Regions from separate parts of the Mus musculus genome. Here region 2 is linked to region 1. A link is a loop called in an ENCODE intact Hi-C map of the cell type or tissue named here. Cell type or tissue: heart. All regions are shown on one strand. Links, peaks and the distances in the headings refer to the core of each region. The heading gives the core; the rest is flanking DNA.

The links. Hi-C counts contacts between places; a loop is a spot of excess contacts. Peaks named below come from ENCODE experiments on the same cell type or tissue, not always from the same donor. Only the 100,000 strongest peaks of a DNase experiment are listed, where the experiment ranks them.
Region 2: a loop joins it to region 1, with 8 times the contacts of the local background. A loop is called at or near these places in 14 of 42 quality-filtered maps.

Annotation. Positions count from the first base shown.
Region 1 is chr16:97,564,731-97,572,676 of GRCm38, reverse strand. It overlaps Tmprss2 (transmembrane protease, serine 2), which reads left to right. Exons shown (of 14, transcript NM_015775.2): 8 at 629-672; 9 at 2,134-2,302; 10 at 3,608-3,783; 11 at 4,174-4,269; 12 at 4,939-5,081; 13 at 5,502-5,654; 14 at 6,526-7,946. The coding sequence ends at 6,537. Among named protein-coding and RNA genes, the nearest start is that of Tmprss2, 42 kb to the left of the region's middle. In heart, for the core only: a CTCF peak has its summit at 3,818 (motif pointing right); no DNase peak of the experiment used is centred there; H3K27me3 peaks cover 288 bases.
Region 2 is chr16:97,309,002-97,316,947 of GRCm38, reverse strand. No RefSeq gene overlaps it. Among named protein-coding and RNA genes, the nearest start is that of Bace2, 44 kb to the left of the region's middle. In heart, for the core only: CTCF peaks have their summits at 3,701 and 3,912 (motif pointing left); no DNase peak of the experiment used is centred there; H3K27ac peaks cover 1,233 bases.

The DNA of each region.
Region 1 (7,946 bases), core at 1,633-6,632:
TTTTTAAAATACTTATGTATGAGATAACCTTGGGCTAGGAATCAAATCTAAGGACAGAATTCATTTATTTCATGTATTCTCCTATTTATTAAAATTTATTTAGTCCGTGTATTTGGTGGGGGTGCTGTCATGGCACACAGGCAGAGGTCAGAGGAATCAGTCCTTTCTATGTGGATTTCAGGGATTAAACTCAGACTTTCAGATTTGGAAGCCAGTACCCTTACTCACCGAGCCAGCTCTCTAGCTCTTGTGTATACCTCATATGCATAAACTGAAGGTCATTACATTCTAACCTGACTGTGACACTTCACATGTGGTTAGGTCATTTGTGGTATTGTGTAGGAGCTCCAAAGTTTTAAAATTTTGACATGGTGCAGATCAGTGATCAACTTGGGTTGTTATCTTATTCTACCTGTTGAGAAGAGGCTGAGAGAGGGTAAGCATCACACCCAAGGTTGCATAGCTAGACTCTGAGTCTGGTACGCTGACTGAATCCAGTCTTTGCCACTGTCTTCATGCAGGTCTAGTCATATCATTAGGGTCATTAGTAGTGGGAAGGAGGCAACACCAGGAGAAGACACCGGTGTCTCTCCCTGCCTTGGTAACCAGAGTCCTTTTTTCTTTCCAGTGACTCATGTTCATCCCGCATGGTGGTTTCTTTGCGCTGTATAGGTGAGTGAGTACTTCTTAATGGTGCTTTTCTATGCTTCTGAGTAGGATCCAGTCTGTCGTTTTTGGGAAAATGTCCCTGGGGCTTGGGATATGGTGAGAGAAGGTCTCCAGGAACCAGCAAGGATGTGCCTTGAGGCCTCTTGCTTACACTAGGATCTCTGATTTGACATTTTGCTGCACTGTAGTGTGGGTGGTGGCTGGATACTGATAGGCCTTGCTTTTAGGTGCCATAATGAATAGGGGGCCTTAGTGGATCCTTCTCCATGAAGCAGAAGAATGTGAGTTGTAGGTGAGCCTGAAGCCTCAGAATCAGTGACCTGGCCAAGGCCAAAGCCAGAGCAGTATCATTCAGTCTTCCGCTGGACATAGCTTCCGGAGGAGAGCTGACATCAAGCATGCCTGCATGCATTCTACCTTCCCTCGGGAGCTTGCTTAGGGGATAACTGGAGACCCCCCCCCCTCTCTCTCTCTCTGTGTGTGTGTGTGTGTGCTTGTGTGTATGCGTGAATTACTCATGGACCCCACACTAGATAAATATAGATGTCCAGCCTAGGCCCGGGACTTGAAGCCTACACTTTAGCAAAGGAGCTCTGAATCTCCTTAAGGCCCCCTTATTGCACAGCTAGGAGAGCACTGTTGTTAGCCCCTTTGTCTACATGTGCTTCATGGGTTCTCACAGTCACTCACAGAGGTGTAGCTGGCACTTAAAGGATGCCTTCCAGAAGTCCTGCCCCATACTGTGCTGAGACACATCAGGCCTGCTCATCTATTACCCCAACACCAGCCACTAGCCTGGGGGCCTTCCAGCACCCCAGGATATCTCCATCTACTTCTTATATTACCTTGGCTTCTCTCAACTGAAAACTTGACCCACAGGTGTGAAGTTTCAAGAGCTCCATCTTCAGGCTGGCAGGAACTGTTCACCCTGAAGTAGATCTCATCCCTGCTCAGCAAAGAACCTCTATGTTTTATTTCCTGGGGGGTGGGGGGTGGGGGGGGTGGAGGAGGGTCAGCTTTCATCTACCCCAATTGCCCCTCACTTACCTACTGAGTCACCTCACACACACTCACCTCTTGGCTCCCCTTTATAACTCCTGCTGAAACCCTCACTTGCCTCCTCCCTCACTGGGGGTTGGGGTGCTGAGTGTGTCAGTCTCCATGAGGAGCCTGTTACCCAGGGCTTTCTTAATCCTGTCAGAGATCTGATGGAATCAGATAGCAATAAGAATTAGCTTGTGTTCCAGCCAGGGAAGGAGTGGCCCCTTGGGGACCTAGGTGACCATCTACTTGCCACTTGCTTATTCAAATTCCTAATAATAGGAAAACAGAGGCAGCAATGGCCCCACTGCCTGGTGAGGCCAGAGAAAAGCAGCTGGCTGGAGCACACATGATTGGCTTTGTGCTGGCCCTGGTGTCTTCTGTTCTGTTGACTGACACCTGACTTATGCTTGTCACCCTCAGAATGCGGGGTTCGCTCAGTGAAACGCCAGAGCAGGATTGTGGGTGGATTGAATGCCTCACCAGGAGACTGGCCCTGGCAGGTCAGCCTGCACGTCCAAGGCGTCCACGTCTGCGGAGGCTCCATCATCACCCCCGAGTGGATTGTGACGGCCGCCCACTGTGTGGAAGAGTATGCCTCCATTCTGTGAAGTCTAGGGTAGTAGAGTGGAGTCATGTGGCCCAGACTTTTGGGTTTGGAGTGTGGCTCTGCCACCATGTGATCCACACCAAGCTGTGTGGCAGCTCCCATGTCCTGCTGGGGTGACAGTGCTGCTGTGTGGGGGACATGTGTGCTACAGGTGCACAGCTTCATCCACTCATTACACAAATGTCCCCATGGTATCTCCTGCCTGCTGCTGCATCCCAGCCTGGGATAGGGATGATTATCAGCATCACTGTGACTAGATATGTTTCATCTATGAGTTCTGAGAGCTCCTGCTCTATCAGTCTCATTTTTCCTGGATGCTAATCTCAGGGCGAAGCCTACTTTGACAACCTCACACTATCCTAGTAGGTTCTCTGGGAGCCTGTGTAGATACCCTCTGTCTTGGCATTGCCCTCACAGGTGGGCAGGAAAGGTGACTACGCCATATTGCATAGTGTCAGCTCTTGCCAAAGACACTGTTCCATCTTCCATCCTCCCTCCATCTTTTCTTTCCACCTCTTCCCTCTCCTCTCTTCATTTCCAAGGGTTTTATTATCTAGTTCAGGCTGGCCTCAAAAGAATAATTATGCCCCAGGCTCCTGAGTGTACAGGTACAACCCACTTAGAACAAAATCATATCTTTATTAGATTTTGGGCACTTTCTGCCTTAAGTGAGCCTCAGTCTGACTCAACTTCTGGCCCAGCCATTCTCTGGCTATGTGCCCTTGGACAGATGACTCAATGTCTCTTAGCCTGTTACTACCACACAGGAGTGCCCTTCTCTTCTTCCTCCCTGGCACTGCTGGGAAGTTAGGGAAGCTATCTTTCCTGGGAGTGTACCTTCATTCCTCATGCATCCCAGATTCTGAGGTTCCTCCAGTGGTTGAAGCTAGAAGTTTCAAAGAAAATCCCCAGATGAAAGAAAAACGTGATAGTGATAAGACTCCAAGTATGTCCATCAGTACACATTTATTAAGCACCCCCTGTGTCAGTAAATGCTCCAGCATATAAAGATTAGTGAGACCCAGGCTCGTCAGGATGTGATCTCAAGTATCACAGAAAGGTGTCGCTCTATTTGTAGGCTGGTGCAGAAGATGGGTGAAGGAACAGAATCCTTGGGGAGCCATTCAGCTATGGGGAGGTGGGAGGGAAGTGAGAAGTTCCTTGCCCCAGCCTCACTCTGTGACTCTGTCATCTTACTCCAGGACTCAGCATATGTGTTTTAAAGACTGAAGTGAACACCTCATATCTGTAGTCCTGAGTTTCCATGTCTGCCCTTCTGTCTCTCAGACCCCTCAGCAGCCCGAGGTACTGGACGGCATTTGCGGGAATTCTGAGACAGTCTCTCATGTTCTATGGAAGTAGACACCAGGTAGAAAAAGTAATTTCCCATCCAAATTACGACTCTAAGACCAAGAATAACGACATTGCTCTCATGAAGCTGCAGACACCTTTGGCTTTTAATGGTACGTGAGACTCAGCCCACTAGAGGGCAGTAGCGCCCCCTGGTTGTGTGGATCAGAACTGGCTTCAGACATCACTAGTGTCCCTGGGGGACAACATCCTCTCCCGCTGAGGCCATCTGGTTGATAATTTGTAAAGATTGCTGGTTTTAAAAATGGTTAAAATTTTTTTAACTTATTTTATGTGCATGGGTGTTTTGCCTATAATTATGATCTGTGCACCATTTGCGTGCCTGGTTCCCACAGAGGCCAGAAAAAGGTGTCAAATTTCTTGAGACAGTTGTGGGCCACCATGTGAGTGTTGGGAATCAAACATGGGTCCTTGTGTTCTTAACTACTGAGCCATCACTCCCAAGACAACTGTTAACTCACCTTTTGCTCTTCTTTAAACAGATCTAGTGAAGCCAGTGTGTCTGCCGAACCCAGGCATGATGCTAGACCTAGACCAGGAATGCTGGATTTCGGGGTGGGGGGCCACCTATGAGAAAGGTGAGGCTTTGGGTCACACAGGATGGGACACTGATTTCCACAGTGGGACCCCTTCATTTGAATCCCAGTTCAGTTATTCAGTGGTTTCTGGCTTTGGACAATTTACATGAGCTATGTATCTTGCTTTCCCCATTCGATTACATCATCAAATTAACCCTACCTAGCACATAGGAAGAGAGCTTGACATTTTGATGGACTGAGGGAGTATACTAGTTACTTCCTCATTCCTGTGACAAAATTCTTGACAAAAGTAACTCAAGGGAGTTCCTTAGCTGAAGGGAAGAAGGATTTATTGTCCACAGTTTGAAGGTGCCATCCATCATTTGGGAAAGGCATGGTATCAGGAGCACATGATGTCAGGTCACATCTATATATTCAGGACTCAGGAAGAGAGAGATGAATTCTGATACTCATCTCACTTTCTCCTTTTTATTCAGTCTTGGACCCAGCTAAATTTAGAGCATTTTCCCTCCTTGATCCACCCACTCTAGACATCCCCTCATAGACATGCTCAGAGGTTTGTCTCCTAGTTGATTCTAGAGCCTGTCAATCAATGTTAACCATTACAGGGAGGGAGGAGGGGAGAGTGGTATTCGATCATCTGCATGGAATATGGGCCTCTTGAGGAAGATGTCCACAAGAGCTGCTGGCTGATGCCTCTGTTGTTAGGGAAGACCTCGGACGTGTTGAATGCTGCCATGGTACCCTTGATCGAGCCCTCCAAATGTAATAGTAAATACATATACAACAACCTAATCACACCAGCCATGATCTGTGCCGGCTTCCTCCAGGGGTCTGTCGACTCTTGCCAGGTAATTGTGAGTTTTTATTTAACCTTTGAATATGCAGTTCCCACTGAGCCCCTGGGAGACATGGGGGCTCTTCTGGGATCAGAGATACCTCTCAGGGACATGGAACCAGCTGGGAACAGCTGTGGGGAGGGATGTGGCCACTGGCAACATTTATACCTCTGGCAGAAACCAGGGTTGGGCATGCTATGGTCTCCAGAGAAGCTTTAGCTTGGCACAAGTGTTGGTGTGGTTGAAGTGTGTTCTGCCATGCATTTGCTAACTGTAACTGCCATGCACCAATATAACCTTTTGGATTATGTCTCTGTGACCATTACCACCTTCAGGGGAGACATATCCATACCCTCTCTCATATCCAGTGTCCTCTCTGCATATACCGTTTAGTGTGCCTTTTTCTTCTCAGTAACTTGCTGTGTTCCCCAGGGAGACAGTGGAGGGCCGCTGGTTACTTTGAAGAATGGGATCTGGTGGCTGATTGGGGACACGAGCTGGGGCTCGGGCTGTGCCAAGGCACTCAGACCTGGAGTATACGGGAACGTGACGGTATTTACAGATTGGATCTACCAGCAAATGAGGGTAATTTCCTCTATTCCTGGGCTGTCCATGTTCTTGAGCTCAAGTCGTGGATCTGGGAGGATTGCACCTTGGCAGAAAGCAGACACTTTCATGACCCAAGCTTCTCCTGGATCCTTTCACCCCTCTGTTCCAGATCCTTTCACCCCTCTGTTCCCTATCCCTATGATTTCTCAATCCCTCTATATGCCCACTCTAGGCCTATGGTGCCTGTATATCTAGAGAGAGGCAGTGTCAACCTTACTGGCCTTCCTGCTAGCGCTGATGGCAGAGCTGGACTCATAGAATCCCCTTGGCCCCCCATTTTAGTGCAGGGTCAGCAAAGCCAGGCACCTACCCAACCTTCACCCACTCACATACTTGGGTGATAGAATAGTCAGAATGGTACTCTTCCTCAGAGGAGTCTCTTGAGGGGCATTATGTTCATGTTCAGAGGGAGAGAGGTGACTAGAGATCTCAATTCCCCAACTTGGGTCCAGGAGAGGTTGCACAGCAAGGAAGAAGCCCAGGAGTTCCTGTGAGCCTACCCTCCTGGCTTATCACTACAATCTGTTAGATCTCCAGCTCCTTCCATTCCAGGGATCAAAAAGATGGAGGGTTTCTTAGGGAAAGAGCATCTCTCCTAGTATCTGTCCGATAAAGAAAGAATGGGACTGAGGTATTGCTGTGAAGCCTGATTGTGTCAATGCAATGACACCTGGGTCCACGGTGTCACATCTTTTGAGGGAAAGTCCTCCTGGAAGAGTTGGGAATGGACAAGTCAGACTATGCTGATGGGCACAAAGAGGAGACTACAGGGAGGGGGCAGAATTGAGGGCACTGAGCTTTGTCTGTCATAGGAGAATAACCTTATCTCTTCTTCCTATTTGCACAGGCGAACAGCTAATCCACGTGGCTTTGTCCCAGACTTCCTTTGTCTTCAACAACCTTCTGCAAGAAAACCAAGGGCCTGAATTTTAACTTCCTGTGCACAATGTACCTTTTGAGATGATTCGAAGGGCCTTTCACTTTTATTAAACAGTGACTTGTTTGACTGTGCTCCCTGGTCCTGTGAGGGCTTCAGTGCCCCACCCCTGGGCCACTTCTGCAGCTCCCACCAGAATGGATGACCAGATTCTGTTGGGTTTGGGCACATAGGGCCAAAGGCAGAGGAGGGTGGCACTCTCATGTTGGAACTTCTTTTGGGCTCATGCTCAGGCCTTTTTTGGATCACTAAGGACTATGACCTCTGAGTAACCTGATGACCTGAGAAAGAGTAAGGAGGCCAGGCAGGGCCTTGGGCCCAGGAACAGGTACCTTGAGAGTGAGAGCTACCCATTGCCTGTGGCCTAAATCTGCTGTGCAGGTTGGGCTGGTCATACTGTCATGATTTCATTAACAGCCTGGGTGAACATGGCTGGGAGTAAAGGGCTTGCTCTCCTGCATGTTGACATGACGGCCCTTTCCAAGGGTGATGGAGGCTTTCCCAAGCTAAGGGCCTAGGCAGATCTCTCAGAGCAAGAAGCTAATGCCGGCATGTCCCTTGGGTGAGCTCTACATGGTGTTATTCAGTCTGGTTCTTGGCTCCCCACTACTGTTTCTCTCAGCCTCTCAGAGCCTGAAACTTACCTCTTAGCTTTGGCTACAGGCATGGCCTAGTACCTGATGGAGCCTGTATAGCTCAGCTAATCAAATGGAGGCTCAGGTCCATCAGAATCAGGGACTTGTGATTTCAGTCACCTTGCTTCTGGGTTGTGTTTCTTCTCTTACTACCTCACTGCACCTGGACACTAGAGTGGATGAATGTCTGGAGTTCACCTGCATTTGGACTGTGTGATTGTGCCTCAGACACTAGACCTCTTCCAGATGGTTAGGTTGTTCTGTAGACTGGCAATGAGATTAGAAGTTCCTAGCTTCAGATAAAGATGAAAGAGAGGAGATCATTGTCTTCTGTCTTCTTCTGGCCCTGGGTTTATACCAGGAAAGCCATGCCAGAATTACCAAATATGAAGTATGAATGTCTTACCCACGGTGAGGCTCTGCCTCCTTCTCTCTGCCTGGTTCTTCAGAAGGCAGTGAATGGGTCATAACTGGGACTCCATCTTTGCTGGGGAAAGTCTCCCACCTAGGGAATGGTTACCACTCCATGTAAAGAAAACTCCCTCATGCGTCCTCTGGGACCTTCTTAGATGCTGTAAGGTACCTACATACAGACTAAATGTGCAAGCACCTTGAAGTGTGAGAACCTGTCCCCTCCTTAGCTCTCCTTGTCTTTGCTGTTGGTTGGTTATTTCCTGCTTTGTGTCTGTTCTGAGC
Region 2 (7,946 bases), core at 1,727-6,726, 260 kb after region 1:
CCGTATAAATAAAGGGAATGCCTCTCTCTCTCCCTCTCTCTTCTCCCTCTCCTCTCTTTCTGCCGTCACCTGTCTCTCCCTTCCAATAAAACCTCTTCCACGTGGAACTGTCTTAGCCTAGTGTGCTGTTGAGATGTGACCCGCCATTCTAACACATCAGTTGGAGTTTAGTTTTGCTTTGACTGTGCCCTGGTTCTGTCCTCTTGAAGTAAGGATGTATTTAACTTATTTTTGATTTTATAGGAGCTCACAGTTGAGAGACTGAATGTTTAAAGAGGTTTTAAAAGAGACTTTGGATTTTTAAAAAAGAGATTGAATTTTAAAGTGTTGGAATTTGCAAAGACTGAGACTTTTTAAGTCTGTAAAATGTTTTCTATTGTGATATTAAGGTGTCATTTTGAGGATGAACAAGAAAGAAAAGGTTGTGACTTAATGATGTGTTTGTTTGTCAAGTTGACAAGGGGTCAGTTGTGCTGGATAGTTTTATGTCAACTTGACACAAGATAATGCCATTTGTGAGGAAGGAACCTCAATTAAGAAAATGCCCCCATAAGATGGACTGTGGGCAAACCAGTAGGGCATTTTCTTAGTTAGTGATTGATGGTTGAGGGGCCCAGCCCATTGTGGGTAGTGATATCTCTGGGCTAGTTGTTCTAGGTTCTGTAGCAAAGCAGGCTGAGCAGGCCATGAGGAGCAAGCCAGTCAGCAGCACCCCTCCATGGCCTCTACATCAGCTCCTGTCTCTAAGTTCCTGCCCTTCTTGAGTTCCTGTCTGACTTTCTTTGCTAATGAACAGTGATATGGAAACTGTAAGCCAAGTAAACCTTTCTCCCCCAGGTTTCTTTGGTCATGATGTTTCATCATAGCAATAATAACCATAACCAAGACATATACTATGACCAAGGCAACTTATAAAAGAAAGCATTTAATGTGGGATCATGGTTACAAAAAGTGAATCCATGACCATCGTGGCAAGAAGAAAGGCAGGAGGCAGGTAGCATGGTGCTGGAGCCTTAGTTGCGATCTTACATGTTGAGACAACAACAAGGAGGCAGGGGAGAGAAGAGAGGGGAGAAAGGAGAGGGGAGAGGGGAGAGGGGAGAGGGGAGAGGGGAGAGGGGAGGGGGGTTGAGGGAGAGAGCAGGAGAGCAAAGGCCTGGACCGATTTAGGTTTTTGTAACTTGATAGCCCATCCCCAGAAACACACCTTCTCTAAGACCATACTTCCTAATCCTTCACAGACGGTTCCACCAATTGAGGACTAAGCATTCGAACAAACCTATAGGGGTCATTCTCCTCCAAACCACACCTACTTTACTTGGTCAGTATTCTCTCCTTGAAAGTGAGAGCCACCTCTGTAATTAGGAACGCAGACTATCTTATTCCCATCCTTCAACCCCCAACCTTCAGCCTCCACCCCTTCTAAAATTCCTCCTTTGGTCTTTCTTTTGTAAGATGTGTGAACACCCTAGCAGCAAGGTCATTCCAGACGTACTTCTAGGGACCAAGAAGAACTGATCGCTTATGGCTGCTGGGCACGTAAACCACAAGAATTTTCTGGGGGTCTTTGTCCTTGTCTCTAAGGCTTACTGGTGGCTGTTGGGTGTTGTTGACAATTCTTTGTTCAAAGCAGAACTCCACCCCAAGGTCTCACTTCAGACTCAGTCCTTGACTCTACCTATAGCCTCTCTGTGGGTATAAACAATCCCATGTTTCCCAAACAGGCAATTCAAGGCTTTCACATGATTGGCTAGTGGGTAGCAATGATGCAGTCACAGCTACAGGCTTTATGGGAGCTTCCAAATGAAGTGATAATTATCAGCTACAGAATCTCAAGGTTGGTTCCTGGAGAAAGCAGTTGGGTCTCCCCTCATCCCTGCGAAATAGCTGTGGAGCCAGATGCTCACATAACAGAGCATATACATGAGATTCAGACGACCATGTGCAAAGCCTAGGGAGACTGTGCAGCAGGGTGAAAGCTGATCTTTTAGGCAATAACTACAAAGCAGGAGAGTAAGAAATAGGAGTTTTTCCTGTGGATTCACACTGCTTTGGTGTCTACACCAGCTTTGTGGCCCTTCATGTGCTCAGATGGTGATGGAATGATTTTAATATTCTCATCTCTTCAACTTTTAAATGCCTCCTCAGGTTTTATTAAGGGCACCATGTAGGAACACATATTAATTTGGTGCTTGCCCTAGCAACCAGATGCAGGTCAGGTTCAAGGGGATATGTTTAGCTACAGAGGAAAGCAAACAGCTCTTTCTAAGATCATCATCTTAGCTTGATGGGTGATAATTCCATGTTAGCATTTAAAATCATTTCCTTTAGTTTTAAATGTTTGGTCCACTCCTCCCACTTTAAGAGGTCAAGAATGAAATGGAAAATAGAATGTATTTGCTCTTTTAAGTGTTTTATTATTTTTTAAAGCTTTTTATTGGTTCCTTGTGAGTTTCACATCACGCATCCCAATCCCAGTCATCTCCCCCTCCCCTTGTGTCCACTCTCCACCCTTGCAGAAAAAAAAAATCTTGTGGAAGCTACAGTGTGTTATAGTGTGTCCCACATCACACCCTTTTTGTCCACATTTCTTTGTTTCCAAATGTTCATTGAATGACTTGTTGGTCTGGTTCAAGGCCTCTGGCTTCTGCCACTCTACTGATACTAGAAGCTCGCTGGGACTCCTCTCAGATAGTCTGCTGTTGTCCTGTGTCATGGAGATACAGGAGTTTAGGCCCCTTCATGAACTCCAGCAGTTCATCAAGGGGTAGATGTTGGGGTGGACCAATTCAAAGTCTTAGATTTGGGCCTGAGAGGTATCTGAGCTGGTCAGCTCACTGCCTCTCTCACTCTCACAACCTTGAGGCCATCTCTGCCACCAGGGTCAGCTCTACTCTGCTGTCCAGGTGAGGTGCAGGGCCTGCTCTTCTGAGTGTTGCAGCTGTGAGGGACATGGACAGTTCTTCCACTCTCATGACCGTGGGGCCAGCTCTCCTGCCTGCCATAGATGGCAAGGGACAAGGAAGGGAAGGGGAGAGGAGGGAGCTTGCTCTCCCAAGTGACTCAGCAGGTGATGGGAAGGGCCCGTTCTGCTCTCATGACCTGGTCAGGGTCAACTTTCCCACCTGCTGCCAGTTGTGAGGGCAAAATGGAGGGTGGGGATCTCTCTCTTGCCAATGTCATGACACAGCAGACAAGAGGCAGGGCCTGCTCTCCTGAAACCTCCACAACCAGGGCCAGCTTTACTGTGCTGCAGCAAATGAGGGCAGGGCTCTGATCTCTCCTGCTCTGGTGACCTCAGGGCCAGCTCCTAGCCTGCTGTAGGTGGCAAGGGGGAAAGGGGGACATCTCTCCCTCTCCCATGTCACCACATAGCAGACAAGAGGCTGGGCCAACTCTTCCACATTCATACTCTCCGGGGGATTGGCTCACCCACAATGTCAGATCTGCTCTCCTAAGTACTGCAGCTGGATAGGGGCGGAGTTTTCTCTCCTGCTAACATCTCCCCAGGGCCAGCTCTCCCACAATGTCCAGGCGAGGGTACGCCAGTTCTGCACAGCCCTCAGACATCAACATGTACCAGGAGAGTAGCCCTCGGGGGGCATCCACGTGGCCTTTTTGTAGTAACAGATCCCTACTTCTGCAGGGCCACAGACTCAGACGTGGCCCCTGGTGGCAGCAAAAGACAGGACCCCATCATGGACCTAGGAGGCATCCCTGGCTACTCACATCAGGCTTTCTTCACGACTCTTTGAGTCTCTAGTTCTGCCTCTTTTCATTGTGTCCCCCCACCCAACCCCCTACCTCTCTTCACCCCCACCCCACATTCTTCTGTCTCTCCAGCAGGCAGCTTCCTGGCAGAGACCGAGTATTCCTTCATGGCCATCTAGTGCCCTCTACTGGGGAAGCTTCGCATTGCATCCTCTGAAAAGGAAGCTCATTGCTGAACCAAAATCTATGTCCAGTATGGCCAGAAGAAAAAAGATTGTTAGTCTATCTCCAAGTGCTTGTTGTGCTTGGCGGTCAGTGAGTATGCATAATCAGAGCTGAATGCCCACAGTTCCCTCCTCCGTGTCCCTGTGCTTTCCAGGAAGGAACACTAACCAGTCACTCTTCCTCCTCTGTCACCTGTTTTCCACCTTGTGTGAGAACCCCAGTCTTGAAGCCAATGAGTCGGTCCTTTGGTTCCACCCTTGGATGTCCCCAAGTGCCTGTCCCCAAGAAAAGCCTGTGATTGCAAAGTCTCTCTTCTCTTCCCTCCCTACACTCCCATGGAATCTCTTTTAATAAGTGTTCACTTCTCAAGCAGCTGCTACAGAGAAGGCTGAAGCCAATGTCCTGCTCAGTATTAACCAGTGGGAGGTGGTACAAGGTGCCACTTAAGGAAGGAGTGCTTATAAAAGGGAATCTCGTGGTGTTAACTGTGACATCAACTGCTAGAAGCTGGAAGAGGGGATCTGTGAGGAAGAATGGGTGACTTCTAGTCCACTGGTGGCTAGGTTAGTTGAAAGCAAACAGCAGTTGCTTTCCTACACCCCCCCCCCCGTGTGTGTGTGTGTGTGTGTGTGTGTGTGTGTGTGTGTGTGTAGAGAGAGAGAGAGAGAGAGATTCACAGAGCACTTACATGTTGATGGCACAAAAACCAAATCTGATTCATGCAGCAGACAATTATTCAGCTATAAAAAGACCGTCCCAGTACATACTCCAACATTGCATGCATGAAAAACAGTGCATGTTACCACTTACACATAGACCATAGGTTAGAGGGTTAACAGACAGAAGGTAGAATGGTAGTGGTGACTGAATGAAAAGCGAGGCCTTGGCTGCTCCACAGTGTGGTTGGGGAGAAGATTTACTGTAGACATGAGAGAGAACATAGCCAGAGGCATCTGGAAAGGTCCTGGCTGAACAGGGCCAGTAGACTGAACCAGGCCATGGGAGAAGGGGATGGGAGAGCAAGAGAGGAAATGAGAAAGAGGAGAGGAGAGGGGAGGGAAGGGGAGGGGAGGGGAGGGGAGGGGAGGTGGGCAGGAGGGATCTCAGGACTGAGAGCATGAGAGAGACCAAAAGGCTGCATAGCCAAAATGGCTGAAGTTGTATAGGAATCAGAGACACTGCAGGGAGGAATGAAGCTCAGGAGCTGGAGGAGACAGGCTCAAGGCAAGGTGAGAAGTGCCTAGAGGAGCCAGGACTCTGCAACAAGGACTGGTGGTGCCAGGAGAGACTAGTCACCAGCCTCCACTTTGATATGTTAAATAGGTGCAGCTCAGCCTCTGTCCCTGTTTCTTTGAGACCTCACAAAGATGGTGTCCCCTGAGGCAAGCAGTCAATGTCTGGTAGAGACAGAGTGTCTGCTGGAGAAAATGGAAAATTCTAAGGTGGATGCTGGAGGTAGTTTATACAGTGTCAATGTGACACTAACTTCAGCCTAAAAGTTGTCAGGACATATAATTTAATGTTCTTGGAATAAAATCAACCTGGGAAGGTCATGTGCTGAGGTTACAATTTGTATGTGAGCTTCCTTAGTGCCTCTGCCTGCGGGACAGTTGGACAGGGTCTGAGGAACCGCCTGCGGAGAGAATGAGGGGTGAGGAACACAAGGACGGACAGCAAGTCTGATTGATCAAGCTGTCAAATTTTTATTTTTCCCAGGCAGGTTTTATGCCCACAGAAGCAGGGTATGGGGAGGGAGATGACGCAGAATCGCTCTTTGTTTCTGGGAGAACTCACCTGTTCCCAAAAGCAGGATATTGGCTAGGTAAAAAGTTCAGCAGGAGGAACAGAACAGAATGGGTTGCTAGGTACCTGTGCATAAGATCTATAGCTATTTGTTCTTAACTGAGGGTAGTATTTTCCCACGGAGGCCTCAACTTTCCCCACAAAAATCTCAACTAAGCTAATACTTTTCCACTAAGGCCAAAACTTTATAAGTAAGCACTTATGGCTGACAACGCAGTTAACATTCAAACAGGGTCAGTGGCTCCCAACACCTTAGGAAGAAGAACAACAGGGGAGGGGGGCATCTCACATGTTTATTTCCCAGCCTGAAGGTTAGCTGTTTGTTTTTTTGTTATCTTGTTTTGTTTATTTCTTTTCAATTTTACATAAACAACTACGGTTATTTAGAAAGGGAAACCTCAAAAATGCCTCCATAAGTTTTGTCTGTAGGCAAGGGTATGGGACATATTCTCCATTAATGATTGGTGTGGGAGGCCCTGGCTGACTCTGGGCAGTGTCACCCTGGGCAGATGGTTCTGGACTAGATAAGAAAGCAGGCAGAGAGGGTGAGTCATGAAGAACAAGCCAGTAAGTGCCCCTCATCCCTGACCTCATTTTCACCTCCTCCCTCCAGGTTCCTGTTTGACTTCCTGCCCTGGCTTCCTTTGATAGAATAAAGGCTGTAAGATGCAATAAACCCTTTCTTCCCCAAGTCGTTTTTGATCACTGTATTGTTGTAGCCATAAAAGGATAACAATCAGGTCCTGTTCACAGGTCACTTTGGCCCCAAAGGACTCCAGGCTCTATGGCATGTCTAGCTCAGCTCTGGGGAGTAAGGCTGAGAGTAGAATTTAAAGACCCACTGAGATAGATTCACAAGGAAGGTTAAAGATATCCAATTGCTGGGGTCTTTTGAATGTTAGGCCCAATTCTCTCTGACCAGGCAGGCTTCTTAGATGACCCGCTCTCAGGACCCTCATCTGTGTGTGTGTAAGTGTACGTGTATATGTGTGTGTTTATGTGTCTCTCTGTGTGTATGTGTGAGTGTGTGTGCATGTGGTAGGGGGCACTCAGTACTTACCTCAGAGCTTCTCTGACTAGAGAAAGAGTGTAGAGGGAAAGGTCACCCCCTGCCCCCTCCCCCACATCCTTCCTGTTCATGTAAACCAGAGTGCCTTGAACTTACCTCCCTGCCTTTGCTATCCTTTCAAGTGTGGGAATGTGGCAATTGCATGGAGGCCCCAGGCTCCTAGAAAATCTTCCCTGGGGGATACAGGGCCAATAAGTCACCTCTTTCATATGGAGGGCATCATAGCTTGTGGTTTTGGCTGCAAAAGGAAGCATGAATGGGGTGAAGGGTAGCTTGTGCTAGACTTTGCCTTAATTAGCGAAAAGCCTTGTGACCATTTTGGGGTGTGTGTGTGTGTGTGTGTGTGTGTGTGTGTGTGTGTGTGTGTGATGAATTCAGGTAGGTGTTTACTTCCTCCTCCAGGACCACTGTAAGGTCATGCCTACAGAGCTCCTAGTGTTAATCCTGGGAGTCTCAAGAGAGAAAACCAAACAAAACAGTTCTACAATTTTGAGCCAAACTGGAAGCAAGTTTTAACTAAATACTGACCAGGATGGATTTTGGTCAGGACCACTCTCTGGAATTCCCAGGGAGAAACCATAAGACATGTGTTGTAGTAGCATTTTAAAAACAAAACCATGCAGTCACTGTGTTTTCCCATGTGGCCATTGATTTAGTTAGGGTGTTACTGCTGTGAACAGACACCATAACCAAGGAAAGTCTTATAGAGGACAAAATTTAATTAAGGCTGGTTTACAGGTCCAGAGGTTCAGTCCATTATCGTCAAGGTGGGAGCAGGGCAGTGTCTAGGCAGGCATGGTGCAGGAGGAAATGAGAGTTCTACATCTTCATCTGAAGGCAGCTAGCAGATCCTGGCTTCCAGGCAGCAAGGATGAAGGTCTTAAAGCCCATACTCACAGTGACACACTTCCTCCAAAAAGACCATACCTACTCCAACAGGGTCACACCTTCTAATAGTACCACTCCCTGGGCCAAGCATATGCAAACCATCACAGTCGTCATTTGAACTGTACTTCCTGCTAATTTACCTTTCTCAGATCTCTGATGGCATTGATGACTAGGCTAACTGTAGCCCTGTCAGCTTGGCAGCAGCAGGCAACCAATTCCTTCCCTCAAGGCTGCAACCACCTTGTTAGTT